Regions from separate parts of the Homo sapiens genome. Here region 2 is linked to region 1. Evidence: read pairs that join two places in POLR2A ChIA-PET (ENCODE). Cell type or tissue: GM12878. All regions are shown on one strand. Each heading gives the region's core, and the rest is flanking DNA. Links, peaks and the distances in the headings are about the cores only.

Evidence for each region. Peaks named below come from ENCODE experiments on the same cell type or tissue, not always from the same donor. Only the 100,000 strongest peaks of a DNase experiment are listed, where the experiment ranks them.
Region 2: POLR2A ChIA-PET joins it to region 1 with 10 read pairs; 15 of 35 experiments call an interaction of 5 or more read pairs at or near these places.

Annotation. Positions count from the first base shown.
Region 1 is chrX:119,612,595-119,627,892 of GRCh38, reverse strand. It overlaps SEPTIN6 (septin 6), which reads left to right. Exons shown (of 11, transcript NM_145799.4): 10 at 2,514-2,558; 11 at 7,842-10,948. The coding sequence ends at 2,517. Among named protein-coding and RNA genes, the nearest start is that of NKRF, 14 kb to the right of the region's middle. In GM12878, for the core only: no CTCF peak of the experiment used is centred there; a DNase peak (open chromatin) is centred at 9,904; H3K4me3 peaks cover 775 bases; H3K27ac peaks cover 2,256 bases.
Region 2 is chrX:119,722,321-119,737,618 of GRCh38, reverse strand. No RefSeq gene overlaps it. Among named protein-coding and RNA genes, the nearest start is that of SOWAHD, 29 kb to the left of the region's middle. In GM12878, for the core only: a CTCF peak has its summit at 7,522 (motif pointing right); a DNase peak (open chromatin) is centred at 7,558.

The DNA.
Region 1 (15,298 bases), core at 8,534-11,033:
AGGAGGCAGAGGTTGCAGTGAGCTAAGATAGCACCATTGCACTCCAGCCTGGGCGACAGATTGAGACTCTGTCTCAAAAAAAAAAAAAAAAAAAAAAAAAAGAAGTGCAGATACAGGATAGTGGAAGAAAGAGAGAGCCTTTAGCAGAAACTCGGTGCACCCTCTCCCCACCCTTGCCCTATATCTGAGGTTGCTCACCTCTCCATGGCCGTAGTCCCACCCTCACCCTGCCTCAGTTATTACTCTCTGCAGCCAACAGAATTTAACTGCTGCCAGTGAAGGCTGCAGCTCAGCCCTGATTTCCCACCCCTTTGTGATCCCTCCCTGCTGGCTTAGTTCTGCCTAGCCTGGGGTGCTGAGAACTTATGGGGGAGCCCTCAGATGCCAGTGTATGCTGCATGTGCCCCATCCTCAATCTGTGGAATGACTGTAAGACCTTCTGATCTCCCCTGGTATTAGAACAGTGGCTCCTGGATACCATGTGGGTCAATAATCCTCACCCAACCCCAGTCTCTGCTTGCTGAAGTTACCCATTCCTCATCCCAGAACTGGAGAAAAATATTTCAACGGGATCTAGAAAAACTCCTGTGGTGCCCTTGTGCCCTGCAGTTGTTTGTGCAGTGTGGCTTGAGGAGTTCCCAGGTGGACTGTTTAGCTGTGTCTTTACTGAAGGGTACTGAGGATCCAAAAGGTGTCCATGGTCATTGCCTTCTGTTTTCAGCCATTTGTTCCTGGACTTAACTATGGGATATTTTTGCCAGAAGGAAGAAACACCTTCCTTTCCTCTGGCTTATCACTTAGGAATAACATGGTAACTTTTGCATAACAGTAAAATATGTTATATTTGAAGGCATTCAGCTTTGCAATCCAATTACTCTTTATGCAAATGTGTAATTTAAACATCTTGGCCGGGTACGGTGGCTCACGCCTGTAATCCCAGCACTTTGGGAAACTGACGCAGGCAGATCACCTGAGGTCAGGAGTTTGAGACCAGCCTGGGCAACATGGCGAAACCCCGTCTCTACTAAAAATACAAAAATTAGCTGGGCATGGTGGCCCACACCTGTAGTCCCAGCTACTCAGGAGGCTAAGGCAGGAGAATCACTTGAGCCTGGGAGGTGGAGGTTGCAGAACCAAGATCATGCCACTGCACTTCAGCCTGGGTGACAGAGTGAGACTTTGTCTAAAAAAAAAAAAAGAACATCTTCACCAATTAGTCCAGAAATTTTTCTTACTGAATCTTAATACTATATGTCAAATTCACTGATGAATGAAATTTTTTGGTATTACCTGATGGATAAAGTTCAACTAGCCAGAAAAAAGTCTCTTTGGACACACCCTGTACTGTATTAACTTATCTGTCATGGTGTATTAGTTGCACCAGCAGGAATGAATTCCTATTTTTAAGATCAGAAAAATCTAAATTTGTCATCCAGCTGTAACCTGCTGCCTTCATAGTCCTGTGGTATTTGTTAACTCAGTACCTGGGGCAGTTTCATAGCCTGCTTGTGGGAGTTAGGAATTGGTTTGTTCAGGCTACAATGAAACTATAAATATTCCCTATTCAGATGTTCAGTAAAAGTTCTTCTTACATCAAGCTTTCCCCTTGTTGCCTCATACTGACTGACTTCTCCCACCCCAGGCAGGAGACCCCAACAGGGAGATACCCCTCTCTACTCTTCAGGAATATTTGGGGTTGGTGACAGTGCCCCTTTCCAATTCTGAAATGGGTGAAAACCCTGCTGGCATGTGGCACCTTATATTAGCAATAAGGGCCTAACAGAATGACCTGTCTTCTTCTGTACTTCCAGATGCAGAAGTGGCCCTGAATCTTGGCTTCTTATGTAATTTCATGAGCAATTTGTTAACTTCTGGAAGAGCCACCGTTAGACCTGTGCTACCCTCCTCCCATAGTCACGGTAGTGAGTTTTGAGGGCAGAAATGGTGGTAGTAGTATTTCTTCTTGAGAGATGGTGGTTGGATCTAAGAGTCACATATTCAGAATTTCCTTTAGCTGCCCCTAAAGAGATTAAGAAAGTACTGGCCAGCCGTGGTGGCTCATGCTTGTAATCCCAATACTTTGGGAGGCCAAGGCGAAGGATTGCTTGAGTCCAGGAGTTTGAGATCAGCCTGGGCAACATAGTGAGACCTTTGTCTCTACAAAAAAAATAAATAAATAAACATTAGCTGGGCCTGGTGGCACTTGCCTATAATCCCAGCTACTCAGGAGACTGAGGTGGGAGAACTGCTTGAACCCGGGAGGTTGAGGCTGCAGTGAGCCATGATTGCGCCACTGCACTCCAGTCTGGGCAACAGAGAGAGACCCTGACTCAAAAAAAAAAAAAAAAGAGTATCAGTGTTTCAGGGGTTCCTACCAGTCCACCCTTCCCACTTCCCCTTCCTGCTACTCCTAATCACCTTTGACCTCTAACCCTTCATTGTTTGTGTCAAGTCATAATATTTGATTTCCCCTCATGCTCACTCCATCTTCATCAGCTCTTACTGTTTTACAGTTAACTCTGCTGTTTGCTGCATGCTGCATGAGACCCAGGGTCCTGGTAAGCTTGATTAACTCTAAATAGAACTGGCAGTGGCTTCTAGAACATATCTCCCCCAATCCCGCACCCCCAACACAAGCATCTAATCGTAGAAGAAGCTGCTTCATTGGTCTAGCTGGTTTTCTCTCGTGACTTATAATATGCAGAAATAGTCTGGTGTGGTTTCAGGTGTACATGTGGAATGCCTGCCTGCCTGCCTGATTAAAGTGAGGGGTCGTTTTCAGACTTTTGCTGCTAGAACAGCTGGGTAACACAGGTGGATCCTGTGATCAGTATTTGAGGTTTCAGTGTGGGAAGTTTTTTTCTTAAAGAGCCATAATCGGGCCGGACGCAGTGGCTCACAGACCTGTAATCCCAGCACTTTGGTAGGCCGAGGAGGGCAGATCACCTGAGGTCAGAAGATTGAGACCATCCTGGCTAACACGGTGAAGCTCCATCTCTACTAAAAATACAAAAAATTAGCCGGACATGGTGGCACAGGCCTGTAATCCCAGCTACTCTGGAGGCTGACACAGGAGAATCGCTTGAACCTGGGAGGCGGAGGTTGCAGTGAGCCGAGATTGCACCATTGTACTCTAGCCTGGGCAACAAGAGCGAAACTCCATCTCAAAAACAAAAGGAGCTATAACCATTATTTTCAAAATTAATGAAACCGTGGTGATGAGAGAAACTGGGTTTCACAAGCTCCGTCCTGCAATGTCACAGTCAGCATCAACCCTCTCCCATCCCCCTGCATCAGGTTTGAGAATGTCCAGAGTCAATGGAAACTCACTTCTCTGTTTCCCGCTGGTGGCAGTTTCATATCTGAGGGGTTCAAGTCCTCAAATTTCCTTTGACTGTACCCCTCAAAACCATAATAAGGCTGAGAGCAGTGGCTCACGCCTGTAATCTTAGCACTTTGGGAGGCCGAGGCGGGCGGATCACCTGAGGTCGGGAGTTCGAGACCAGCCTGACCAACATGGAGAAATCCTGTCTCTACTAAAAATACAAAATTAGCCGGGCGTGGTGGTGCATGCCTGTAATCCCAGCTACTCGGGAGGCTGAGGCAGGAGAATTGCTTGAACCTGGGAGGCGGAGGTTGCAGTGAGCCGAGATCGCACCTTTGCACTCCAGCCTGGGCAATAAGAGCGAAACTCCGTCTCAAAAAAACAAACAAACAAACAAACAAAAAAAAAAACAAAAAAAAAAAACCCATAATAAAAGCGGAGGAAAATGAAGAGATCTTAGAAATTATAGAGAATTCCTTACATTTAATCCTACAAGTACTGGCTTCATGAAAACCTCTTATAAGGAGATCAGCAGGTAAGGATTCCTGAGTGCTAGATGTTGTGTTAATAGAAGTTTATAAAGTTTCACATAGTTTATAGGGAGACTGAAAGCAGGGATTAAGGACCTTCTATCTCCTCTACTAGACTCAGGTAGTGGATGGAAAGGAAATACAAACATTTTTAATTTAACATAATTAGGGTTTTTTTTGTTTGTTTGTTTCTTTTTTTGAGACGGAGTCTCACTCTGTCACCGAGGCTGGAGTGCAGTGGCACAACCTCAGCTCCCTGCAACCTCCGCCTCCTGGGTTCAAGCAATTCTCATGCCTCAGCCTCCCAAGTAGCTGGGATTATAGGCATGTGCCACCATTCCTGGCTAATTTTTGTATTTTTAGCAGAGACCGGGTTTCACCACGTTGGCCCAGGCTGGTCTCAAACTCCTGACCTCAGGTGATCTGCCTACCTTGGCCTCCCAAAGTGCTGAGATTACAGGCGTGAGCCACCGCGCCCGATGAAGGGTTATTATTATTTTTTTTAAACTTTACCGTGGAAACTTTCAAACATGAGCAAAATAAGAGGATAATACAGTTCAGCCCCCAGGCAACCATAAACATATGCCTAATCTTGTTTCATCAATTACTACAGACCTGCTGAATTATTATAAAGCAAAACTATATCATTTTATCTGTAAATACTTTAGTATATATTTCCAAGAGATAATGATTCTTTAAAAAAACATAACCACAACCCCACCATTATCACACCTACAAAATGAACAATAATTCATTAACATGAAATGTCTAGTCAGTGTTTGAAACATCCCGGTTGTCTCATAAATGCCCTTTTACATTTGGTTTGTTTGGATCAGGGAATATAAAATATAGAGAAGACTTTTCCCCACTCACCCATGTAGTTTATGATTTAAATGGAGAGCCTGCTGTTAGTCACCAAACTGATTGCCGCAGCTATTGCACTGGGGACTCGGGGCAGCTGGCAAAACATCCTGCTTGGAAGCAAATCCTGAAGAGGAAGTCCATAGAGGTTTCTGCAACATAAGGCCCATGAAACCGGGCCAAAGGAAACAATCTTAAAAGAACAGTGACTTGATTTACTGTCTGGCTTAACAGCAAGTCTTGGAGCCCCTGCTAGTTGACTGGAATTAAACAGCAGATTTCCATTTAGGAAGACAGTCAGTTCCTAGAATGCCTGTCCATTCTTTGCACTGTATGTAGTTCCAGTGCGTAGTGAAGTGTCTGACATGTAATAGGAACTCAGTTCATGTGTTATGTTCTTTGTTCTCCCATTTTTAATGAGGTGAGCAGGAAATATGTATTCTAGTTAATGAGATTTCAGTTAATTCAGGTTTCACTGCACGTGGCTTGACACAGTTGCTTACAGGTTTCCCCAAGTAAATCATTGTTAGTGGCCATTCCTAAAATGAATTCTGGCAAAACTATAATTAAAGCTACACTTTACAAGTGAGAGGCAATTGGTAAACAGCTGGAACAGCCAACCCCAACCCCAAGTAGGTTGGCTCTTCCTGGCAGGATTCTCCCTGGCAGACCACGAAAGCAATTTCAGACCAACGAGTCAGGGGAGGCTTTGGCTCCCCAGGATCTGAAAGCAGCAAAGGCAACCCGCCCCCTCCTCAAAGCCCTCATTCAAGGGGTGGATCACGAAGGCCACCTAGAATGCAGGCAGAGTGAGGCTTACTGTGCCTCCACATTTTGAAATTGCTTGAGGCACTACTTATAGCTCTCTGCATTTGTAAAAGCGATTCCTTTGTGACCCCCTACATCGTTGCAGATACTCTACCTCAATCATTATTGGTCCTTAGGAGTGCACAGTATATGGATAGTATACACACATCAAAATACGTCAGCCTTCCCATGAAACCTAGAACATAGGCCATTGCAGTGTTTTTTAGATTACTCTTCCCCTAGGAAGTAGACAAAGAATAAAAATAAGATATGAGCATTTGTATAGCTTTTATTACTTTCCAAAGTGTTTTTTTTTGTTGTTGTTGTTTTGTTTTTGTTTTTGTCTTTTGTATAGTATCTCATTTTATACTTACAACAGGTCTGTGAGGTAGAGAAGGAATAATCCCCAGTTTGCAAGATGAGTAAATGGAAGCTGGGCGAGGTGGCTCACTTATGTAATCCTAGCACTTTGGGAGGCTGAGGTGGGAGGATCACTTGAGCCCAGGAGTTGGAGACCAGCCTGGGCAGCATGGTGAAACCCTATCTCTCTATTTTTTTTTTTTTTTTTTAAGAGAGTTGGCTGGGCATGATGGCTCACGCCTGTAATCCCAGCACTTTGGAAGGCCGAGGCAGGAGGATCACCCGAGGTCAGGAGTTCAATACCAGCCTGGCCAACATGGTGAAACCCTGTCTCTACTAAAAATACAAAAATTAGCTGGGCATGGTGGCGGGTGCCTATAATCCCAGCTACTTGGGAGGCTGAGGCAGGAGAATTGCTTGAACCCCAGAGGCGGCGGTTGCAGTGAGCCAAGATCGCACCATTGCACTCCAGCCTGGGTGACAGAGCAAGACTCCATCTCAAAAGAAATAAAAATACACACACACACACACACACACACACACACACACACACACACACACACCAGCTCTGGGCCCAGCTGTGACTCTTTGCAGCCACAGGCAAGTCTGTTGACTTCTCTGTGTTTCTTGGTCTACTCATATGAAATGGGGATCAGTTCTACTTGCTGTATTTATGTCACAGGAATGAAATTTACATGGAAGAGAGGTCAAAGTATTATTTAAGCACAAACCAATGATGGGTTTCCATAGTTCACATTTTCAGGTAACTGTGGTCTGGACCCTAGAACAGAGTTCTGCAATCATCCCCATATGCTCTGCAAACAGGTCTTGCCCCAGAGTACCAGTTAGCTGACTAGGACAGCTCTAAGGATCTCCTGGGGTGAAACCTCAGCCTCCTCTACTTTCCCAATGGGACAGGAAATGCAGTGGCTAGAGCCTGGGGCTCTATCCAGTGGCCTGAGGCCACTTAGAGATTTGTGGAAGGTATTCCTGTACAAGGTATTGGGTGGTGGTGCTGGGGGTGGGTGGTGGTGCTGGGGGTGGGTGGTGGGGGACACTAGTCAGGACCTAGTCATTAAGAAGAGATAGGCCGGGCTCAGTGCCTCACGCCAGTAATCCCAGCACTTTGGGAGGCTGAGGCGGGTGGATCACTTGAGGTCAGGAGTTCGAGACCAGCCTGGCCAACATGATGAAACCCCCGTCGCTACTAAAAATACAAAAATTAGCCGAGCGTGGTGGCAGGCGCCTGTAATCCCAGATACTCAGGAGGCTGAGGCAGGAGAATCGCTTGAAATTGGAAGATGGAGGTTGCAGTGAGCCAAGATCACGGCCACTGCACTCCAGCCTGGGCAAAAGACCAAAACTCCATCTCAACAACAACAACAAAAAAGAGCCGGGTGCAGTGGCTCACGCCTGTAATCCCAGCACTTTGGGAGGCCAAGGCGGGCAGATCATGAGGTCAGGAGATCGAGACCATCCTGGCTAACACGGTGAAACCCCGTCTCTACTAAAAATACAAAAAAATTAGCCGGGTGTGGCGGCGGGCTCCTGTAGTCCCAGCTGCTGGGGAGGCTGAGGCAGGAGAATGGCGTGAACCCGGGAGGCAGAGCTTGCAGCGAGCCGAGATCGCACCACTGCACTCCAGCCTGGGTGACAGAGCAAGACTCTGTCTCAAAAAAAAAAAAAAAAAGAAAGAAAGATAAAATGTATTTTTGTGGTTGTTGATCATTATTTTGCTGGCTAATGCCACTGCTGCCATCATGTGGGAGTGTGTGTGGAGTGTATGAGAGAGAAAGCATGTTCCCCGGAGCCAATGCAATAAGACCTTAAGACCATCTAACATAGCTATATTCTAATTTAGCCATTAGTCCTCATTACTTAATTTTCTTCTGACTTTTTTTTTTTTTTGGTACATTAATCTATCCATTCATTAACTCAGCTTCTCTTTTCATTTTCAGTTTGGGCTTCCTGTAGACACCCTTTTCCTGCGCAACAGAGCTGGGCCTCCCTTTCTCTAATTTCCCCCTTAACATGCCTGGGGGGCATACAATCCAACCCGCGCCCTCTCCTCTCTTCCTGCCAAGGTTTATAGAAACCTGAGAATCTGAGGGTGATGTCTGGCCGCTGGTCAAGAAGCCAACAGTCATGTGGCTCGCAGATGCATCCTGCATCCCAGTCCCCCTCCCAGCACCCCCAGCCATCCCCCCTGTCTTCCCCCACATCTTTGCCAGAGGTGTGACATGGTCAGGGGGCCCATCTGCTACTCTTTCCCACCAGCTCCCCTGTTCCAGTTCTGGTTGCTGTTAGTTTCCCTGAGGTATTTGCAACCACCATGGCTGGGTAACCACCGATCAGCACAGCTGTCCCCTTGGTCTCCTGTATCCCAGTCACTAGTCCTCCCTGGTCCACCCCACCCTCATCCTCAGGAGCCACAGCCATTTCTTAGAGGGTTTCAAAAGGACAGCCTTTGGCGCCTTTTCCTTCTAACCTTTGAGTCCAGCCCTTTCCAGTTTTCATTCACTCGAAGTAACTGCACTCAAGCTGTGCTCAAAATCGGCAACGCATTTATTTACACCAAGCCCTTCCCATAAAACACAACTGCTGAAGAAAATAGCAGACGTTTCCCCTCTCTCTAACTCTGGGTATCCCACAGATGCAAAAGGGAGAATAAACCTGAATATTATTACCAGCCTAGAGTCTTGAATGATAGCCTTACCGAATTCTTCTTGTGAGGTATTTCAGCATCTCGGGGGGTAATTTCCGGAAGGGCTCCATACTGTCCCAATAAGGTGAGGCCAGTAGCAGGAATAATAAATCCCACTTTGTAGGCTGGAAAACTGAGCTGTCAAAAGAATCAAGTGTTTGGGGGTTTGCTCTGATGAGTCTTCTAGTTCATTTGGTGAATGTCATGATGATTTTTAACATGCATTTTGCATGCATCCCCCAATAAGAAGAGATGAGACTCGGCCGGAGAGAAGAAAAGGCCCTTAACTTTCTTTCCAATTTAAGGAGTTGAGAGTTTAAAAATATTCCAGCCCTAAGTTTTTATCATGGGTCCCATCTGATAGTGGCTTTGGGAACCTCTGTGAAGTAGAGAGCCCTCCCTTGTCAGGGTTATGAGGCACAGTGGCCTTTGGTGTTTGGCCAGTGACAGTGTGAGAGATGGAGTTGACCTGGCAATGATCTGTGGCTAACATGCCGTCTCTCTGCCCTTCCTTTGCAGTAATCCATGGCTGTGTACTGAATAGTATTCCCCGCTACAGCTGGACTGGACTCCATTTAGCCTTTTAAGCCGAGGTTCCTATTTTAACTGACAGCTTTCCTTTGGGGTGCCAGGCAGCGAGGCCCCCCACCCCTATCCTGCCATGTACTTCAAGCTCACTTCTTCTTTTTGAGTTCCGCAACTTGCTCCTGCCTCCCAGCCCCACTGGCACTGACCATGACCACCTACTTCTATTTTTTTTTTAGAGTTTCTTTTTTTGATCACTTACTTTCAAAGCACACAGTCAAACAAGGTTATGCCAAATTTCCAGGCCTTTTTGAAGTATTGAGAAGGGGAAGGGGATTTCTCACTTCAATTATAGATCATAATAGGAAGCAAAAAGAAAAAAATGAAAAGCAAACATATGCACGCACTTTTCTTGTTGACAAAGCAAGAATATAGGTTTGCTGTGTAGGTTTGGTGCTCTATTGATTGGTGAGTGACCAGAGCAAGTATGAAGGTGATGCTGCCAAAGCACAAGCCAGTTTCTTGGGAAAATTCAAGTTACAGTGGAGTATTTTTTTGAAGACCATATGCTTGGAGGTAGAAACAAACCAACGACCAAAAAAAAAAAAAAAAAAATCTGCTCAGATACTCAGCCAGTAGCTCAGAGAGATGCTGAGTTAGGCCTGTCAGGTCTCCTTGGGAAAGGCTTCATATTTGCAACTTTGATGATTCTATGTCCAGCTTCAGAGCTGCTTTCCCAGAAATTCACGCTTAAACAACCAACCGGTAACCACCACTTCCCCACACCGCCGCCCGGTAATTATTTGCATTACAAACCGGAGGCGCCCTCATTTGCATTTGTGTACAGATTAACTAGTTAAGGCTTGAGAAGCTCTGAATAATTCAAAAGTATTAGACCCACACAGCCTTGGAGAGACCTTCAGAAACTAAGGAGGAGTTTTATATTAAGGGAGACATTTTAGTCAGTAAGACGATATAACCTACTTACTCCGTAAGGGGAAATGAAGGCCCAGAGAAGGGAAGGGACTTGACCGAGGTCCCACTTCTGTTTCGAGGCAGAAGCCAGACTAATTTTCATGCCTCCTGACTCCCAATCAGTTTCACAAAGGGATTCAATCTGTTTATATACGTTACATTCCTGGATACGAGGTCTTTTGATGTTCAGAGTAACTGACTAGTTAGTATTAGAAGACCCTCGAGGTTTTTTTCCACAGAAAAACATCTGAAGATGGATTGGGTGAGGGCTGGCAAAACGAAGGCATGCCGGGCCAGCTCCTTAACCCAATGACCCAGTGATGCTGCAAGGCTGGAACGGGGTCCAGGAGACTGTGTGTAACAGGTGCCCTAGGTGACCCTTATAATCAGGGAAGTTTGGTGAACAAAAATCGAACCCATGAGTGAACATAAATTAAAAAGTTGATCAACCTATTAAAATGTGTATTTCATTGGGTAGCTTTTCTCACTGTAGACAGATTTTTTCCTTCTTCAATGAAAAGGCTTTTAAATTAGTACAACTGTTACTATTTAAAAAAAAAATACCCTAAGTACTCTGTTTACTTCTGGTGAAACAAAACCAGTCATTAGAAATGGTCTGTGCTTTTATTTTCCCAGACTGGAGTGGCTTTTCTGAAACACACACACACACACACACACACACACACACACACACACACACACACACGTACACACATCCCTCACTTCTCTTAAGCCAAGAAGTTTGCTTTCCCTAGCTGCAGTGTAGATGGCTCTTGTTTTTGTTTTTTTGTTTTAATCATTTGGCATTCACATGTGGCTGTTAATATGTGCTTGTTTTTAATTAAAACAAGAAGCTTTAAACTGGTGTGTGGTGTTCTTAAAACCTTCTCAGCAGATTTCCCCGTGGTGATGGCCCAGCAATGACCCCCATTTCTAACCTGTCTTCTCACACTACAATCTGTGCTACCTCAATATTGCCCATTCCCCTCCCCCTGTCTTACTTTGAATGTCCTCTTTCTTTGGCTAATTTCATGTTTTCTTTCTCTTTCTCTCTCCTTTCCAGCTTTTTTTAATCTTGTCTTCAGCAGCTGCACTAAGTCTAAAGGAGAAGACTGCCATTATAGAAGAGTTAGGGTTCCATATTGTCTCAAATCAGAAATCAACCAATTTCCTCTCCCCTCAAACTGCAAGCACACACACATACACCACACCACTCAACAAGTGTTCATGTGTCCCTGTGTCCAGGCAAGAAGCTCTCTTCCTGACTCACATGGTATTTTAAATGGAAGTGTCTTGTCCTAACTAACAAGGCAGGAAAAGAACCATCAGAGCTGGAAAATGGACGAAATGTAACCTCAGAGAAACAACTACAGGACCACTCACCCAAGTGTAAGTGACTGGGGCAGGACACCTCAGCTGTGGGTATGAAAGTACTGTTCTGTTCACAAGGTTTTGTTTGAGTTTTATGTTTTTCTTTTAAACATTTCTCTGGTTCGATGGGTTGACTGTCTACAGCCACTGTTAAACATTTCTGAATATGCAAGAGAAAGTCAAGTGACATTTGTATCTTCTTCAGCATTCGCAGACCTTCTATAGATTCCAGCAAAGGGGGAAAATGTATCCACTATCTAACACTTAGGTAGAGAAGGGAGGGGGTTTAAGCTTAGTGAGGGCAAAATTACTCCATTCCACCTTCCGAGACCAGTTAGGGTTTTGAGAGAGGTTTCTGCTCAACCTGGGATCTGGAGGGAGAGCTTTGATGTTGGTAAATCTGCCTTGAATTCATTGGTTTAACTTGCATCAAAATACCATGTGAGTGTGCTCATTCTCATATATCCCCTACCACCATCACCACCATTCTGCTGTTCAGTGTCTCTTGAGAGAGCCTCTTTGCATGTTTTCCAGAATCTGTGTGTGTTTTTCCTTTCTTCTCCTTTGTTCTTTTTGCTCAAAGGTGTGACCAGTCATTGCCCCTCTGGGGCTTTCATTCTCCAGGAGAAACATCCCAGAACCAGCACTGTTTAGCCTGATACCTTTCTAATGTCCATGTCAATTTTCAATAAAATTCAAAGAAATGCTAAATGGCTGTGTGATCTGATCTTAAGTCACTGGGTGATGCGGCCCACCACGGTTTGCCTGAGGAGTGGGTGGCTGCCTTCTGAGTGGGTGATTTGAAGGGCTCAGGGAGGCACCACCAGCCTATGAAATCTTCCTAGATGGGTTGCCATCCCCCGTGCCCGCCCCCTCCAACTTTATTCCAGCTGGGCCTGAAATTCCCAACACCTGGGGTGGAGGTGGGCAGGAAGTCCTCCACTTTTTCTTTATTAGCATGGATTCAACTAAGTTGAGCTGATTATCATTTAGTATATTAGATGGAGAATGTGGAGCGCCAGAGCCTACGGAACAAGATTCAGGTGAGTTTTAATTCTGGCAGGAAAAGAACTCTATGCCACGTGTCTTCTCTCATTTAATCCTGTGATGTGAGCATCCCCCAAAATTCATGGATATGACTATTCTTTATGACTCAAAAAGCATTCTATAGATACTAAGGAGTATTTTGTGTCCTGGGTCTACTAGAGAGCGGAGCCTCCCATCCTCCTAAGCATTAAAGTAGGCAAGAGAGAGAGTCATCACTTTAAAGAACTCTGGTGGCCCTTAGGAAAACGAATTTTCTTCAACTTTGTTTTCCTAAGGGCCAGGGTGCAGACATCAGGGCATGCATCCTTTCCTTACAGAGGCCTGGAGGCTTCAGAAAATATCCATGTATATAGGCCTGGCTCTGCGCAGCTCACACACTAGGAGACAGCCGAGTGAGACAATACGTCTGTGACGTTTGTGACGTCACCGAGCAGAGGCAGGCACTGAGGTGTTATGGAAAATTACAAGCCCTGGAGCCCTACAGACTTGTGAGCTGTAAGCAAGGTGGGCAGATCACCTGGGGTCGGGAGTTTGAGACCAGCCTGACCAACATGGAGAAACCCCGTCTCCACTAAAAATACAAAATTAGCCGGGCGTGGTGGCACGCGCTTGTAATCTCAGCTACTTGGGAGGCTGAGGCAGGACAATCGCTTGAACCTGGGAGGCGGAGGTTGCCATGAGCCGAGATCGCGCCATCGCACTCCAGCCTGGGCGACAGAGTGAGACTCCATCTCAAAAATAAATAAGTAAAATAAAAATTTAATAAAACGTCTCCAGAAAAGGAGGACATCAGTGATTGCCTTGCCATGGTCATTGTGAAGGCTACCTGAGCTAAAAGTTAAAGACCTGGGCGTTCAGTCAGTGGGCTCCCTTGTTAAGGACTGAGTTTTCCCTGTACTAGAAAGTACTCACCTGGCCAGGTGCAATGGCTCACGCCTGTAATCCCAGCACTTTGGAAGGCCGAGGTGGATGGATCACTTGAGGCCAGGAGTTCAAGACCAGCCTGGCCAACATGGTGGAACCCCGTCTCTACTAAAAATACAAAAATTAGCCAGGCATGGTGGCACGTACCTGTAATCCCAGCTACTGGGGAAGCTGAGGCAGGAGAATTGCTTGAACCTGGAAGGCAGAGCTTGCGGTGAGCCGAGATCGCGCCATTGCACTCCAACCTGGGCGACAGAGCAAAACTCTGTCTCAGAAAGAAAAAAAAAGAAAGTACTCACCTTAGAGTCCTATAATCCAGAGTTTCTCAACCACAGTACTATGGACATTTGGGACCAGACATCTGGAGGGCTGTCATGTGCGTTAAAGAATATTTAGCACTATCCCTGGCCTCTACTAACTAGATATCAGTAGGATGCCCTCCCTACCCTCCACAGTTGTGACCACCAGAAATGTTTCCAGGCATTGCCAAAATGTTCCCTGTGCACAATCGCCCCATGTGGACAACCATTGCTTTAGGTCAGGAGTGAGCAAACTTTTTTTTTTTTTTCTTGAGACTGGATCTCACTGTGTTGCTCAGGCTGGAGTGCAGTGGTGCGATCACAGCTCACTGCAGCCTCAAAATCCTGGGCTCAGGTGATCCTCCCACCTCAGCCTCCTGAGTATCTGGGACTATAGGCTCGTGCCACCATGCCCAGATTGTTTTTAATTTTTTTTGGAGGAGGGTAGAGACTGGGGTCTGGCTGTTGCTCAGTGTGGTCTTAAACTCCTGGGCTCAAGCGATCCTTCCACTTCGGCCTCCCAAAGAGCTGGGATTATAGGCGTGAGCCACCGCACCCAGCTGCAAACTTTTTCTGTAAAGCGCCAGCTGATAAATATTTTAGGCTTTGCAGGCCATGTGATCTCTGCAACTATTCAACTGTTACTACAGCACAAAAGCAGCCGTAGATAATATGTAAGAGGTTGAGCATGGCTGTGCTCAATAAAACTTCACTTATGGACATATGATTTGAATTTCACATATCCTGAATTATTCTTTTGATTTTTTTTTTTTTTTTGAGACAGGGTCTCACTCTTCGTCCAGGCTGGAGTGCAGTGGCATAGTCATAGCTCACTGCAGCCTCGAGCTCCTGGGCCCAAGCAATTCTCTTGCCTCAGCCTCCCAAGTAGCTGGGACTACAGGAGAGCGCCCCGACGCCCCGCTAATTCTTGTATCTTTTGTAGACACAGGTTTCCTCATGTTGCCCAGGCTGGTCTTGAACTTTTGAGCTCGAGCGATCCACCCACCTTGGCCTCCCAAAGTGCTGGGATTACAGTCGTGAGCCACTGTGCCCAGCAATTTTTTCCCAGCCATTAAGAAACGTAACCAAAACTAGCCTGGTGTCGTGGGCCTGTAGTCCCTGGCCCGCCACCACGCCTGGCTAATTTTTGTATTATTAGTAGAGACGGATTTTGCCATCTTGGCCAGGCTAGTCTCTAACCCCTGACCTCAAGTGATCCTCCCGCCTCGGCCTCCCAAAGTGCTGGGATTACAGGGGTGAGCCACTGCTCCCGGGCTTAATTAAATCCTTTGCATGAGATCTAGTTAGATGCTGCCCTTGGGGAACTTGCAGACTGGCCCCTTGTATCTACTCAACCACGTTTTTCAACACTTCCCAATATTTGTTCTCTGTCCAGTCTATTCTGTCTCTGCACAAACCTCTCCCTGAGTTACACAAACTGTTCGTTGACTCTGTCTGAAATATCATCTACTGATTTAAATCCTACCTTCAAGGCTCAGGTCCTACTTTAAAGACTTTCTTGATCTCATCCACCTATCCTGATTCCTGATCTCTTCTCCATTTTCAAACT
Region 2 (15,298 bases), core at 6,432-8,931, 110 kb before region 1:
GCATGGAGGAATTCCTGCATACAAAAGAGGGTTGGAGTACATCACTTCTAGGGGCTTTTCCAACTTTTAGGTTAGAAGATTCTTTTTTTTTTTTTTTTTTTTTTTGAGACGGAGTGTCGATCTTGTTGCTCAGGCTGGAGTGTAATGGTGCGATCTCGGCTCACCGCAACCTCCACCTCCCGGATTCAAGCGATTCTCCTCCCTCAGCCTCCCAAGTAGCCTAGTAGCTGGGATTACAGGCGCGTGCCACCACGCCCGGCTAATTTTTGTATTTTAGTAGAGACAGGGTTTCTCCATGTTGGTCAGGCTTGTCTTGAACTCCCAACCTCAGGTAATTTGCCCGCCTCGGCCTCCCAAAGTGCTGGGATTACAAGCATGAGCCACTGCGCCCTGCCATTTTTTTTTTTTTAAGATGGAGTATCACTCTGTCACCCAGGCTGGAGTGCAGTGGAGTGGCACAATCTTGGCTCACTACAGCCTCCACCAACCAGGTTCAAGGGATTCTCCCGCCTCAGCCTCCCGAGTAGCTGAGATTACAGGCACCCGCGACCACACCCAGTGAATTTTTATATTTTTAGTAGAGATGGGGTTTCACCATGTTGCCCAGGCTGGTCTTGAACTCCTGGCCTCAAGTGATCTGCCTGCCTCAGCCTCCCAAAGTGCTGGGATTACAGACGTGAGCCACTGCACCTGGCCCATTTCTTTCTTTTTTTTATTTTTTATTTTCTTGAGACAGAGTCTTGCTCTGTCACTCAGGCTGGAGTGCGGTGGTGCGATCTCAGCCCACTGCAAACTCCACCTCCTGGGGTCCGGCTAAGTTATGTATTTTTAGTAGAGATGGGGTTTCGCCATGTTGTCCAGGCTGCTCTTGAACTCCTGATCTCAAATGATCCGCCTGCCTCAGCCTCCCAAAGTGCTGGGATTACACTCGTGAGGCACCGCACCTGGCCTTCACTATTATTTATTTATTTGACACAGAGTCTTGCTCTGTCGCCAGGCTGGAATGCAATGGTGCAATATTGGCTCACTGCAACCTCTGCCTCCCGGGTTCAAGCGATTCCCCTGCCTCACTGAGCCTCCTGAGTGGCTGGGACTGCAGGACTGCGCCACCATGCTTGGCTAATTTTTTTTTTTTTTTTTTTTGTAAGTTAGTAGGGATGGGGTTTCACCATGTTGGCCAGGATGGTCTGGATCTCCTGACCTCGTGATCCGCCCATCTTAGCTGGGATTACAGGCGTGAGCCACCATGCCCGGCTGCCTTCACTATTACTAATATCATATTTTATTTCATGTAATGGTTATAATAGCCCTGCCAGGGAGAGTGAACAAAACAGGCTTTAAAGTTAGACAGACCTGGTTTGAATCTCAGCCTGAAGACTTAACTACGTGACTTATATAAGGCACTTTACTTCTTTGTACCTGAGCTTCCCCATCTATAAAGTGGAGGTCATGATAATGACACCTGCCCCCTCATCTGCCCCTGCCCAGCAGCTGCTCCTGGGATTCTAGTGTTTCTAGAGAAACTGTGGCTGCTGTCTCTCCCAGCGCTGTCGTCTTCTCTGGGCCAGAAGCACACACAGCCTGAGCTTGTTGGACCTCACGCCCCTGCTGTGCCCTCTGTGGGGCTCTCAGCTCCAAGTGGGTTCTGTCTAATAATTACATAATAAGGTGTAATCACATAATAATTACACTTTAGCTATCCTACGAATTAAGGCAGCTCTTCCAAAGACAGCACATCACACAATGCCCAGCATGTGCCAAGCTTCAGTTAATGAGAGCTGGGTTTGGTTTGTTTTGTTTTGTGATCTGACTGGGCTGTGACCTCCTTGGCTGGCTCTGGGTTCATCTGTCCCTCTCCCAGATGAGCAGTCTGCAGCCCTCCCCTTCAGCAAATGGGGCCGCGTAGCCTCCGCACTCCTCTTGGTTGCTGCCCAATGGGCTGTGACAGATGTCCTGCCAGGCAGCTGCTGGCCCTGCTCATCCTGTGGCCCTCTTTCTAGCATCTGGGCTCCTCAGCTCCTTGGGGGATGGGACTTCGGGGCTCCTGGTCTTGACTTTGGTGGCTAAACATAGAGTGCCAAGTCTATTTGTTCCCAAGTAGTTGAGATGGCACAAGCCTGGCCACCTTGCCCTGGACGCCCAGCTCCCGGTTGAGGAGAAGCCCCCTGCAGGAGTCACTATTATGCCTCCCTGGCCATTTCCAGGCCTGAAAGTGACATTTCTCTGCTCAGTTCACTGTCACTAAAGATGGGTTCATGTGCTGTTTTCTCCAGAGCCTGGTCTGCCCTCTCATCCATGCCTGTCACTCAGCCCAGCTTGTCACTTCCCTCCTTCAACAGAACCTCAAACTGCTACCATGATGCAGCCTGGGCACTCTTCCATCTGTCTGCCTTGCCTGCCCCTGCCCGGCAGCCGCTCCTAGGATTCCAGTGCTTCTCGGGAAGCTGTGGCTGCTGTCTCTCCCAGTGCCGTTGTATTCTCTGGGGCAGAAGCACACACAGCCTGAGTTTGTTGGACCTCATGCCCCTGCTGTGCCCTCTGTGGGGCTCTCGGCTCCAAGTGGGTTCACTCTATGAGCCTGGCCGGCTGCCAGCTGGCTGGCTTTGCAGCCGACTCTGGTGAGGAAGTCCTGCCAAGGGCTGGCCTGGATCACTGTTGCTAGAGGAGCAGCCACCTCCCCACCACCACCCCACATAGAAACATTGGGTTCCACATTTGTAAGCGGACATGCCCAAGAATTTGCTACCCCCACTCGTTGTGCGTCAAAAGCTGGCTAAAGGCTGGGTGAGGTGGCTCACACCTGTGATCCCAGCACTTTTGGAGGCCAAGGCAAGCAGATCACTTGAGGCCAAAAGTTCCAGCCTGGCCAACATAGTGAAACCCCGTCTCTACTAAAAATACAACAATTAGCTGGGCGTGATGCTGTGTGTCTGTAATCCCAGCTACTAGGGAGGCTGAGGAACGAGAATTGCTTGAACCCGGGAGGTGGAGGTTGCAGTGAGCTGAGGTTATGCCACTGCACTCCTGCCTGGGCTAGAGTGAGACTTCGTCTAAAAAAAAAAAAAAAAAAAAAAGCTGGCTAAAATGGGCAGCCACGAAGAGGGGTAAAGATCTTATTGTGATCGGAGTTCTAGGTCTGCTGGTCACTGGCTGTGTGACCTTGAGTGATTACTTAACCTCTCTGAACCTCCATTTTGTCATCTGAAAAATGGACATGAAAGGAATTACTTTATTACCTCATAGGCCTTTTGGAAGGATCAAATGAGAACTTGGATGTGAACACTTTTTTTTTTTGAAACGGAGTCTCGCTCTGTCACCCAGGCTAGAGTGCAGTGGCGCTATCTTGGCTCACTGCAAGCTCTGCCTCCCGGGTTCACGCCATTCTCCTGCTTCAGCCTTAACGAGTAGCTGGGACTACAGGCGCCCGCTACCACGCCCGGCTAATTGTTTTGTACTTTCAGTAGAGACGGGGTTTCACCGTGTTAGCCAGGATGGTCTGGATCTCCTGACCTCGTGATCCGCCTGTCTAGGCCTCCCAAAGTGCTGGGATTACCACTGCGCCCGGCCTTTTTTTTTTTTTTTTAAGACGTGGTCTCGCTCTGTCACCCAGGCTGGAGTGCAGTGGCACGGGTGCGATCTCGGCTTACTGCAAGATCCACCTCCCCAGTTCATGCCATTCTCCTGCCTCAGCCTCCTGAGTAGCTGGGACTACAGGCGCCCGCCACTACGCCCGGCTAATTTTTTTTGTATTTTTAGTAGAGACGGGGTTTCACCGTGTTAGCCAGGATGGTCTCGATCTCCCGACTTCGTGATCTGCCCACCTTGGCCTCCCAAAGGGCTGGGATTACAGGCGTGAGCCACTGCATCCGGCCTCTTTTTTTTTTTCTTTTTTGCGACAGAGTCTTTCTCTCACCCAGGCTGGGGTGCAATGGCAGGATCTCGGCTCACTGCAACCTCCGCCTCCCAGCTTCAAGCGATTCTCCTGCCTCAGCGTCCTGAAGAGCTGGGATTACAGGCATGCGCTGTCACGCCCAGCTAATTTTTGTATTTTTAGTAAAGACAGGGTTTCACCATATTGGCCAGACTGGCCTCGAACTCTTGACCTCAAGTGATCCACCCGCCTTGGCCTCTCAAAGTGCTGGGATTATAGGCGTGAGCCACCACACCCGGCCTCCTTTCAAGCTTCTGATGGCTGCAAGCAATCCTTCATGCTCCTTGGCTTGTAGATGCATCACTCCAATCTCTGCCTTTGTCTTTTTTTTTTTTTCGAGACAAAGTCTCACTCTGTCGCCCAGACTGGAGCGCAGTGGCGCGATCTCAGTTCACTGCAACCTTCGCCTCCAGGGTTCAAGTGATTCTCCTGTCTCAGCCCCCCGAGTAGCTGTGATTACAGGCATGTGCCACCACGTCCAGCTAATTTTTTTTTTGTTTTGTTTTTGTTTTTTGTTTTTTGTTTTTGTTTTTGTTTTTGAGATGGATTCACCCAGGCTGTAGTGTAGTGGCACGATCTTGGCTCACTGCAAGCTCCACCTCCCGGGTTCACTTCATTCTCCTGCCTCAGCCTCCTGAGTAGCGGGGACTACAGGCACCCACCACCACGCCTGGCTAAGTTTTTGTATTTTTAGTAGAGACGGGGTTTCACCATGTTGGCCCGGCTGTTTTCGAACTCCTGACCTCAGATGATCCGCCCACCTCAGTCTCCCAAAGTGGTGGGAATACAGGTGTGAGCCACGGTGCCCGGCCTCTGCCTATGTCTTTATGTCACCTCTCTGTGTCTTTTCCCTTTCTTTTCCCTTATTAGGACACCTGTCATTGGATTTAGGGCTTGCCCTAATCCAATACAATCTCGTCATAACATTTTTACCTTAATTACATCTGCAAAGACCCCTTTTCCAAATAAGGTCACATTCTGGATGGATATATGTTTTGAGAGAGGTTCCATATTCAACTCACTGCAGAAAGGTATTAAGAATTTCAACAGGGCTGGGTACGGTGGCTCACTCCTGTAATCCCAGCACTTTGGGAGGCCGAGGCAGGTGGATCACAAGGTCAAGAGTTCAAGATCAGTCTGGCCAAGATGGTGAAACCCTGTCTCTACCAAAAATACAAAAATTAGCTGGGTCTGGTGGCACATGCCTGTAATCCCAGCTACTCAGGAGGCTGAGGCGGGAGAATCGCTTGAACCTGGGAGGCGGAGGTTGCAGTGAGCTGAGATTGCTCCACTGCACTCCGGCCTGGGCGACAGAGTGAGACTCTGTCTTAAAAAAAAAAAAATTCAACAGGGTCTCAGAAGTGCATTAGACCAATTGCAGGACCCTGCTAAGAGTGGGGCCCTGTCCCACTACACAGATCACATGCCCATGAAGCTAGAGTGTACCAAGGTCATCCATGCCCTCCCTTTATGCTGTCAAATCCAGCAGTTGGGTCTGAGTCCTCACCTTACTGGACCCTCTCAGCAGCATTGGACATTGTCGATCACCCCATCCTCCTTGCAACTCCTGCTTCCCTTGGCTTCTGGGACACCCAGCTCTCCTGGTTTTCCTTTGAGCTCCCTAGCCAGTCAGTCATTCCTCAGTGCCTTCCTTCTGCTGGTCCTGCTGGCTCCATCCTCTAGAGTCTGGAGATTGGGGAGCCATGGGGCTCGGACCTCGTCCACTTGTCTCTATGTACTCGCTCCCTTGAGAATCTCATCTCATCCAGGTCTTTCAATGACCCCTCTGCACAGACGCCTGCTGCTCCGATCCTTCCTCTGAATTCCAGACACACAGATCCAGCTGCTGTCCAGCAGCCTGCTGACAGCTCCCCTTGGAGCTCTAATAAGCTTCTCAAACTTAGCCCATCCATAGTGAAGTCTTCCTAGTTGCTTGGGTGAAAATCTGCCAGCCATCTAAATGCCTCTCTTTCCTCTCACATCTCAACACAGTCTCAGCAAACACTTCCTGCCCTTCTTAGAATGAGATCCCCACTCCTTGCCATGGCTCACAAGGTCCTCCATGAAAACATGACTGAGTCTTCTGCAATCTCACCTCCTCCCTCTCCTACCAACTTCATCCCCACCCCGACCTGCACTGAGGATGCTCCAGTCCTCCACCACCCCGCCTCTGGCTCCTTGATCACACCGAACACTCTCCCACCTCAGGGCCTTTGCACCTGTAGTTCCCTCTGCCTCGTGTGATCTTTCCCAGTTCACTCATGAAGCAGGCTCCCCCACTTCATTCAGTCCTGCTCCAATGTCACCTGCTCAGGGAAGGCCTCCCTGACCACCCTGTTGAAAATAACACCCTCTGGTCCCTCTCTGTTCCCATCCCCTGCTTTGTTTTTATCCAGAGGCATCTCGTACTTGCATTTGCTTCAAATCTACCTCCCTAGAAAGTAAGCTCCATAATTTTAGGGACTTGGTGTTTTTCACTACCGTCATTGTCACCACCCAGCACAGTATGTGACACATATGTGTTGAATCAGAGAATGAATGAATCTAAGCATGTTGCTCTCCTCGCTTAAAATCCCGAGATGCTCCATCACATCTCCGTGCTTTTGCCCATGCTGTTCCCTCTGCTCAGAATGTCCTTCCCCTTCCTAGCCTGCCTGGAAAACTTTTAGTCATCCCTCAAGACCAGAGCCCACTGTCGCCACCTTTGTGAAGCCCCTAGTTGCTGTAAGAGACACCTATATTTAGGCCGGGCACGGTGGCTCATGTCTGTAATCCCAGCACTTTGGGAGGCTGAGGTGGGCGGATCACCTGAGGTCGGGAGTTTGAGACCAGCCTGACGAACATGGAAAAACCCCGTCTCTACTAAAAGTACAAAATTAGCTGGGCATGGTGGCGCATGCCTGTAATCCCAGCTACTCAGGAGGCTGAGGCAGGAGAATCGCTTGAACCCAGGAGGTGGAGGTTGCAGTGAGCCAAGATCGCACCATTGCACTCCAGCCTGGGCAACAAGAGCAAAACTCCATCTCAAAAAAAAAAAAAAAAAAAAAAAAGAAAGAAAGAATAAAAAAGAGAGACACCTATATTTTCTCCTCTATATTAAAACAAAACAAAACAAAACAAAATTCAACTCCAATCATGTTTCCCTTGCCTCTCCCAGGCAACACCTCAACACCTTTTCTGGAGGGAAATTACTGTACCAGAAAAGATAGTTAATTTTAAAAAAAAGTTTTTTTTGAGACAGAGTCTCGCTGTGTTGCTAGGCTGGAGTGCAGTGGTGCAATCTCAGCTCACTGCACCCTCCACCTCCCGGGTTCAAGCAATTCTCCTGCCTCAGCCTCTCAAGTAGCTGGGACTACAGGTGCGTGCCACCACGCCCAGCTAATTTTTGTATTTTTATTAGAGACAGGGTTTCACTGTGTTGGCCAGGCTGGTCTCGAACTCCTGATCTCATGATCCGCCTGCCTCGGCCTCCCAAAGTACTGGGATTACAGGCGTGTGTCGCAGCACCGGGCCTTTTATTTATTTGTTTATTTTTTCAAATAACGGGGAACCTGGAGGCAGAAACTTGGTGAGTCACAAGGGGGCAGCAAAGTGTTCCCACTCGGAGGAAGGCTACAAAGCCTTTCATCATCAGCTAGCAGCAACAATCGGTTTAAACCATGTAGCAATAAAGGATTAGCCACTGGATTTAGTAACAACTGGTCATCACCCACTCCAGTGTCAGTATTTGAAAAAGAAATAGGATTGTAAAATCTCAGCTCAGCCATTTCGTATACGCCCTTGGGCCAATCGCAATCTATTTGACCCTGGTTTCCTCATCTGTAAACTAGGGATACCTGCTTCCGAATGTCACTTCCTCATATGGTTGTCTTGATAATTAACTAGGATGATGAAGGTAATAGATGAGCTGCCTGGAGTGTAGTAAGTGTTCATATGTAAAATACTATTATTACCATATAAAGAACCAAGGGAACTGAGTGTTGCTGAATACCTAGTACGGGCAAAGGCACTTTGAATCCTTAATCAAGTGATGAATGATGAGAAGTTAAATGAGAGGTTGAATGACAAAGTGAGAGGTTAAGTGACATGCCCAAGGCCACATAGCTAGCAACAACAATAGCGGTTCACACCTAGCAGGTACTTACTATGTGCCATGCCAGGCAACCACAGTTCTAAGTACTTTGCATCTTTGCATGAGCAATTTTTTTTTTTTTTTGAGACAGGGTCTCACTCTGTCTCCCAGGCTGGCGTGCAGGGGTGCGATCTCAGATCACTGCAACCTCTGCCTCTTGGACTCAAGTAATCCACCCACCTCAGCCTCCCGAGTAGCTGGGACCACAGACACTTGCCACTATGCCTGGCTCATTTTTTAGTATTTTTTGTAGAGACGGCGTTTCGCCATGTTGCCCAGGCTGGGAGCTATCTCCCTTCTTACAATGATCCCGAGAAAAGAATTTTTATCTGAGGAATGCAGGTCAGGCCGGGAGAGACATTAAAATGAGACTGAAATCAGGCCCTACTCCCCACTTTGAACTGTGTATTCATCTCTTGAAATTGCTTGCTATTGCCATAAATAGCTATAAATTAACCCAATAATGCCACACCAGACACTACAACCCACAGTCTGTAGCTTAACAATGTTATTTCTGTAAATCAATGAGAATTCCTGACAAACAACTTTGCATCAGTCCACTCCTTGTCCCCTACTTTTGCCTTCAAAACTCCACCTGTAACTGCTAGTAATTGAAGTGTACATTCAGGGAAACTTGACTTTCTGCTCTCAGGTTGCAATCTTCAAGCTTGGCCCACATAAACTCTCTACTTACATTAATTTTGCCCAAGCTGCTTCTTTTTAGGTCGACAATCCTATGGAGTATGTACCCTTATTATGCCCATTTGAAAGAAGACTGAGGCACAAATAACTGGGCTAAAGTCACGCTGTGGAGTGTGGAGCTGGGCTAAGAGCGGAGGCAGTCTGGCTCCTGAGCCAGGGCTCTCGCTGCCCTGCCACCTGGCGGAGATGAGATCAAGCTGAGGAAAGCTTGTCATGGTCAAGATGAGGAAAAACTCAAGCCCTTTCCACCACCCTAGGCTGCTTTGAAACTAGCTTGCCTCAAAGCCTGCTCCAGACTATTGAAAAACAAAACCAACACTCCCCCACCTCAACCCCATTATGCCCCTCTTCAGCCACTGGTTTCTCCCTCTTCCCCATCATAACTGCACTTTCTTCGTGGCTCACTGCAATCTCCGCCTCCTGGGTTTAAGCGATTCTCGTGTCTCAGCCTCCCAAGTAGCTGGGATTACAGGCGAGTGCCACCACGCCCAGCTAATTTTTGTATTTTTAGTAGAGATGGATTTTTGCCATGTTGGCCAGGCTGGTCTCGAACTCCTGACCTCAGGTGATCTGCTCTCCTCGGCTTCCCAAAGTGCTGGGATTACAGATGTGGGCCACTGTGCCGGGCCAAGAATAAGAAATTGATTGTAAGGCCAGGCACGGTGGCTCACGCCTGTAATCCCAGCACTTTGGGAGGCTGAGGTGGGCGGATCACGAGGTCAGGAGTTCGCGATCAGCCTGGCCAATGTGGTGAAACCTCGTCTCTACTAAAAATACAAAAATTAGCTGGGTGTTGTGGCGTGCACCTGTAGTCCCAGCTTAGTTGGGAGACTGAGGCAGGAGAATTGCTTGAACCCGGGAGGCGGAGGTTGCAGTGAGCCAAGATCGCGCCACTGCACTCCAGCCTGGGCAACAGAGCAAGACTCTGTTTCAAAAAAAAAAAAAGGCCAGGCGCGGTGGCTCATGCTTGTAATCCCAGCACTTTGGGAGGCTGAGGCGGGCAGATCACGAGGTCAGGAGATCGAGACCACGGTGAAACCCCGTCTCTACTAAAAATACAAAAAAAAAAAAAAAAATTAGCTGGGCGCGGTGGTGGGCGCCTGTAGTCCCAGCTACTGGGAATGGCGTGAACCCGGGAGGCGGAGCTTGCAGTGAGCCGAGATTGCGCCACTGCACTGCAGCCTGGGTGACAGAGCGAGACTCCGTCTTAAAAAAAAAAAAAAAAGAATTGATCGTAAGTTAACTGAAAGTTATAAGCTAAAGAAAAAATGTGTCTGAAGTTAGCCTTGTCAGGTGTAAGTCTGAATCCCCACGTCCTACCCCTGCCCAGCAGTGGAACAAGGAGAGGCAGGGCCCCTACCCGGGCTCCTGCAACTAGAGGAGCTTAGCAGGATGAGTCAAGGAGCAAGTCCAAACTGAAATTCATTAGAGAGAAGCTGCAAATTAAGCCTCAAGGAGACCAAGGGCAAATGCTAAAACAAAGAGTCAGACACCAGACCACAAACGGATGCAAAGCTAGGCTATGAAGCTGAGAGTTTATTGTCAGCCAGAGACACAGTCAGGCGAATGTAAGTCATACACAAGCAAGGAAGATCCAGGGCAATGCGATCAAACAATCTTAGGGCAGGTTCTTGGTGCTTTAGGTGTGTTGGGGTGTTTTAAAGTCTGCATTCAGGGCAGGCAGGTTAGCACTGCAGTGGAGATGATACATCAGGCTATCATTGCTTGCTGTCTTTCGACATTAGAGCCATCCAGCTAGGCACTTTGCTCTGGTTCTGTGGTCACTAAGCAACTTCTTGATTAAAATGTGGCCTCCCACGTAGGTGTGCTTTACTGAGAGATAATGGGCTGGCTAGCCAGCATGAGTAGTCCTTCTCTCCTGGCCTTTATTTCTCACTGTAATGTTTTCTCAAAATGAAATATACTTGATTACATTCTCTTATTACAAAAGTAATATATGCTAATTATAGAAAATATAGACAGGCAAAAAGGGAGCATAAAGATCATCCATAATCCTCCAATCCAGAACAACTACTGTTAAGAGCTTCATATTAGTTGTTTTTTTTTGTTTGTTTTTGTTTTGTTTTGTTTTGTTTTGAGACAGGATCTTGCTGTCACCCAGGCTGGCATGCTGTGGTGTGATCTCAGGTAACTGCAACCTCTGCTTCCCGGGTTCAAGTGATTCTCCTGCCTCAGCCTCCAGAGTAGCTGGGACTACAGGCACGTACCACCATGCTTGGCTAGTTTCTTTTGTATTTTTAGTAGACACGAAGTCTCACCATGTTGGCCAGGCTGGTCTTCAACTCCTGGCCTCAAGTGATCCGCCTGACTCGGCCTCTCAAAGTGCTGGGATTACAGGGGTGAGCCACTGCTCCTGGCCAGATGCTTTTTTTTTTTTTTTTTGAGACAAGTCTCGCTCTGTTGCCCAGGCTGGAGTGCAGTGGCGCAATCTCAGCTCACTGCAACCTCCGCCTCCCGGGTTCAAGCAATTCTCCTGCCTCAGCACCCCCTAGTAGCTGGGATTACAGGCATGTGTCACCACACCTGGCTATTTTTTGTATTTTTAGTAGAGATGGGGTTTCACCATGTTGGCCAGGCTGGTCTCGAACTCCTGACCTCAGATGATCCACCTGCCTTGGCCTCCCAAAGTGCTGGGATTACAGGTGTGAGCCACCGTGCCTGGCTGATCCTTCTTATATGTATATTTACCTACAGCACATATACGTATGGTCATATACACATATTTACTATTGGTATTCTATCTTTTCCTTTTTTTGATTTAAAACTTCTTCAATTATGCAATGATACCTGAGTACATTTTCTTTCTTTCTTTCTTTTTTTTTTTTTTTGAGACGGAGTTTTGCTCTTGTTGCCCAGGCTGGAGTGCAATGGCGCGATCTCGGCTCACCACAACCCCCGCCTCCTGGGTTCAAGGGATTCTCCTGCCTCAGCCTCCTGAGTAGCTAGGATTACAGGCATGCTCCACCACACCGGGCTAATTTTTTGTATTTTTAGTAGAGACAGGGTTTCTCCATGTTGGTCAGGCTGGTCTCGAACTTCTGACCTCAGGTGATCTGCCTGCCTCAGCCTCCCAAACTGCTGGGATTCCAGGCGTGAGCCGCTGCGCCCAGCTTATGAGTACATCTTCATAAAATACTTTAAAAAATATTTTAATTAAGAGGGGGGTGGGTCTTGCTATTGTTGCCCAGACTGGTTTCGAACTCCTGGGCTCAAGCAATCCTCCCACCATAGCTTCCCAAGCAGCTGGGATTACAGGTGTGTATCACCATGGCCTCGCAAAATTTTAAGATGATATAGAATCATGTAGAGTAAAATATTAAGGACCTCCAAAACAACTCATAGTAAATAGCTTTGTATTTATCCTTGCAGTTTTTTTATGCATTTATATATCAATATTACATACTATTAAAATAGAAGACCTAGTATCTTACTATCATACTTTAAAAAAATTTTTTTTTTTTTTTTTGAGATGGAGTCTTGCTCTGTTGCCAGGCTGGAGTGTAGTGGTGCGATCTTGGCTCACTGCAACCTCCCCCTCCTGGGTTCAAGCGAGTCTCCTGCCTCAGCCTCCTGAGTAACTGGGATTACAGGCACCCACCATCACACCTGGCTAATTTTTGTATTTTTATTAGAGACAGGGTTTCACCATGTTGGCCAGCTCTGGTTTCGAACTCTTGACCTCAGGTGATCTGCCCGCCTTGGCCTCTGAAAATGCTGGGATTACTGGCGTGAGACACTGCGCCTGGCCCCATCATACTTTTTAGTAACTGCCTATTTTTACTAAAGATTCTATCATGAACATCTAATCACATCAATAAATACAATTTACATTATCATTTTTAAAGGCCACACAGTATTCTATTGTATGAATGCACCACGATTTATTTATTTATTTATTTATTTATTGAGATGCAGTCTCGCGCTGTCACCAGGCTGGAGTGCAGTGGTGTGATCTCGGCTCACTGCAACAACCTCCGCCTCCAAGGTTCAAGGGATTCTCCTGCCTTAGCCTCCCGAGCAGCTGGGACTACAGGTGCATGCCACCACGTCTGGCTCATTTTTTGTATTTTTAGTAGAGACAGGGTTTCACCATGTTGGCCAGGATGGTCTTGAACTCCAGACCTCATGATCCGCCTGCCTCGGCCTCCCAAAGTGCTGGGATTACAGGCGTGAGCCACCACGCCCTACCCTGATTTATTTAATTAATGAAATAATTTGGAAATTTGTCCCCACCCAAATCTTATGTTGAATTTTAATCCCCAATGTTGGAGGTGGGGCCTGGTGGGGTATTTGGGTTATGGGGTGGATCCCTTCATGGCTTGGTGCTGTCCTCGTGATAGTGAGTTCTCACAAGATCTGGTTGTTGTAAAGTGTGGCACCTTCCCCTGCCCTTTCTATTTCCTCACTCCTGCTCCCGCCATGTGAGACACCTGCTCCCACTTTGCCTTTTTCCACGAGTTAAAATGCTCCCTAAAGCTTTCCCAAAGCCTAGCAGATGCCAGTGCCACACTTCCTGTACAGCCTGCAGAATTGTGAGCCAATAAGACCTCTTTTTTTTTATATAAATTACCCAGTTCCAGGTATTTCTTTATAGCAACACAAGAATGGCCTAATACAACTAATATCCTAATTTTTTATTTTTTATTTTTATTTTTTGAGACAAGGTCTTTTTCTGCCACTCAGGCTGGAGTGCAGTGGCACTCACTGCAGCCTTGAACTCCTGGGCTCAAGAGATCCTCCTGCTTCAGCCTCCTGAGGAGCTACAACTACAGGCACATGCCACCATGCCCAGCTAATTTTTTTTTTTTTTTGACACAGTGTTTTGATCTGTCTCCTAGGCTGAAGTGCAGTGGCCTCATCTCGGCTCACTGCAACCTCTGCCTCTCGAATTCAAGTGATTCTCCTGCCTCAGCCTCCTGAGTAGCTGGGATTACAGACACCCACCAGCATGTCCGGCTAATTTTTGTAGTTTTAGTAGAGACAGGGTTTCACCATGTTGGCCAGGCTGGTCTCGAACTTCTGACTTTAGATGATCCACTCTCCTTGGCCTCCCAAAGTGCTGGGATTACAGTCCTGAGCCACCGAGCTCAGCCCCAGCTAATTAAAAAAAAAATGTGTAGGCCAGGCACAGCGGCTCATACCTGTAATCCCAGCACTTTGGAAGGCTGAGGCATGAGGATCACTTGAGCTTAAGAGAGTTTGAGACCAGCCTGGGCAACATAGTAGGCCTCATCTCCACAAAAATAAATAAATAAATAAATAAGTAAATAAAAATAAATTCTTTTGGCCAGGCACAGTGGCTCACGCCTGTAATCTCAGCACTTTGGAAGGCCGAGGCAGGCAGATCACAAGGTCAGGAGTTCGAGAGCAGCCTGACCACTGTGGTGAAACCTCTTCTCTACTAAAAATATAAAACTTACCCGGGCGTAGTGGCACATGCCTGTAGTCCCAGCTACTCTGGAGGCTGAGGCAACAGAATCGCTTGAACTTGGGAGGCAGAGGTTGCAGTGAGCCAAGATTGCACCACTGCACTCCAGCCTGGGAGGAGACAGAGGAGACTCCATCTCAAAAAAAAAATTATTTTGTAGAGATGGAGTCTCGCTGTGTTGGCCAGGCTGGTCTCAAACTCCTGGCCTCATGGGATTCTCCTACCTCAGTCTCCCAAACTGCTGGGATTACAAGTGTGAGCCACTATGCCATGCCATATCCTATTGTTGAAGATTTAGGTTGTTTCCAACTTTCTCTTATTACAAATGGTGCTTCACTAAACATCTTCCTGTGTATATCATTATGCACGAGTGATCGTTTTCTTGGAACAAAGTCTCATAGGTGGAATTGCAGGGTCAAACAATGTGAACATATGAAGGTCCAATTGGCCTACACACCCACCACCCGGCGTATGGGAGTGCTCATTTTCTTCAACGCTTGCCCAGGCTAAGTATTTTCAATCTTTTTAATCTTTGCCAATCTATGAGCACAATAGGATAGATCATTGTTGCTTTAATTAGCATTTAAAATCGTCCCTGAGGTTAATTCATTTCTTTAACAAATATAATTCAGGATCTGCTATGTGCCAAATGGTGTCTTAGGCATCAGAGATACAACGTTCAACAAAATGGCCACAGATATTGTTCTTATGGGGCTTATGACCTAAGGAGAGACACAGACAATAATCAAACGATACAATAAATAAAGGTGAAACTGCAACTGTGATAAGGGCCGTGAAGGAAAAGTAGAAAGAGCTCCGAGAGCATAAAATAGGGGCCGTCGGGTGTGGTGGCTCACGCCTGTAATCCCAGCACTTTGGGAGGCTGAGGCAGGTGGATCACCTGAGGTCAGGAGTTCAAGACCAACCTGGCCAACATGATGAAACCCCATCTCTACTAAAAATACAAAAATTAGCCGGGTGTGATGGTGGGCGCTTGTAATCCCAGCTACTTGGGAGGCTAAGGGAGGAGAATCGCTTGAACTCAGGAAGCAGAGATTGCAGTGAGCTGAGATTGCGTCACTGC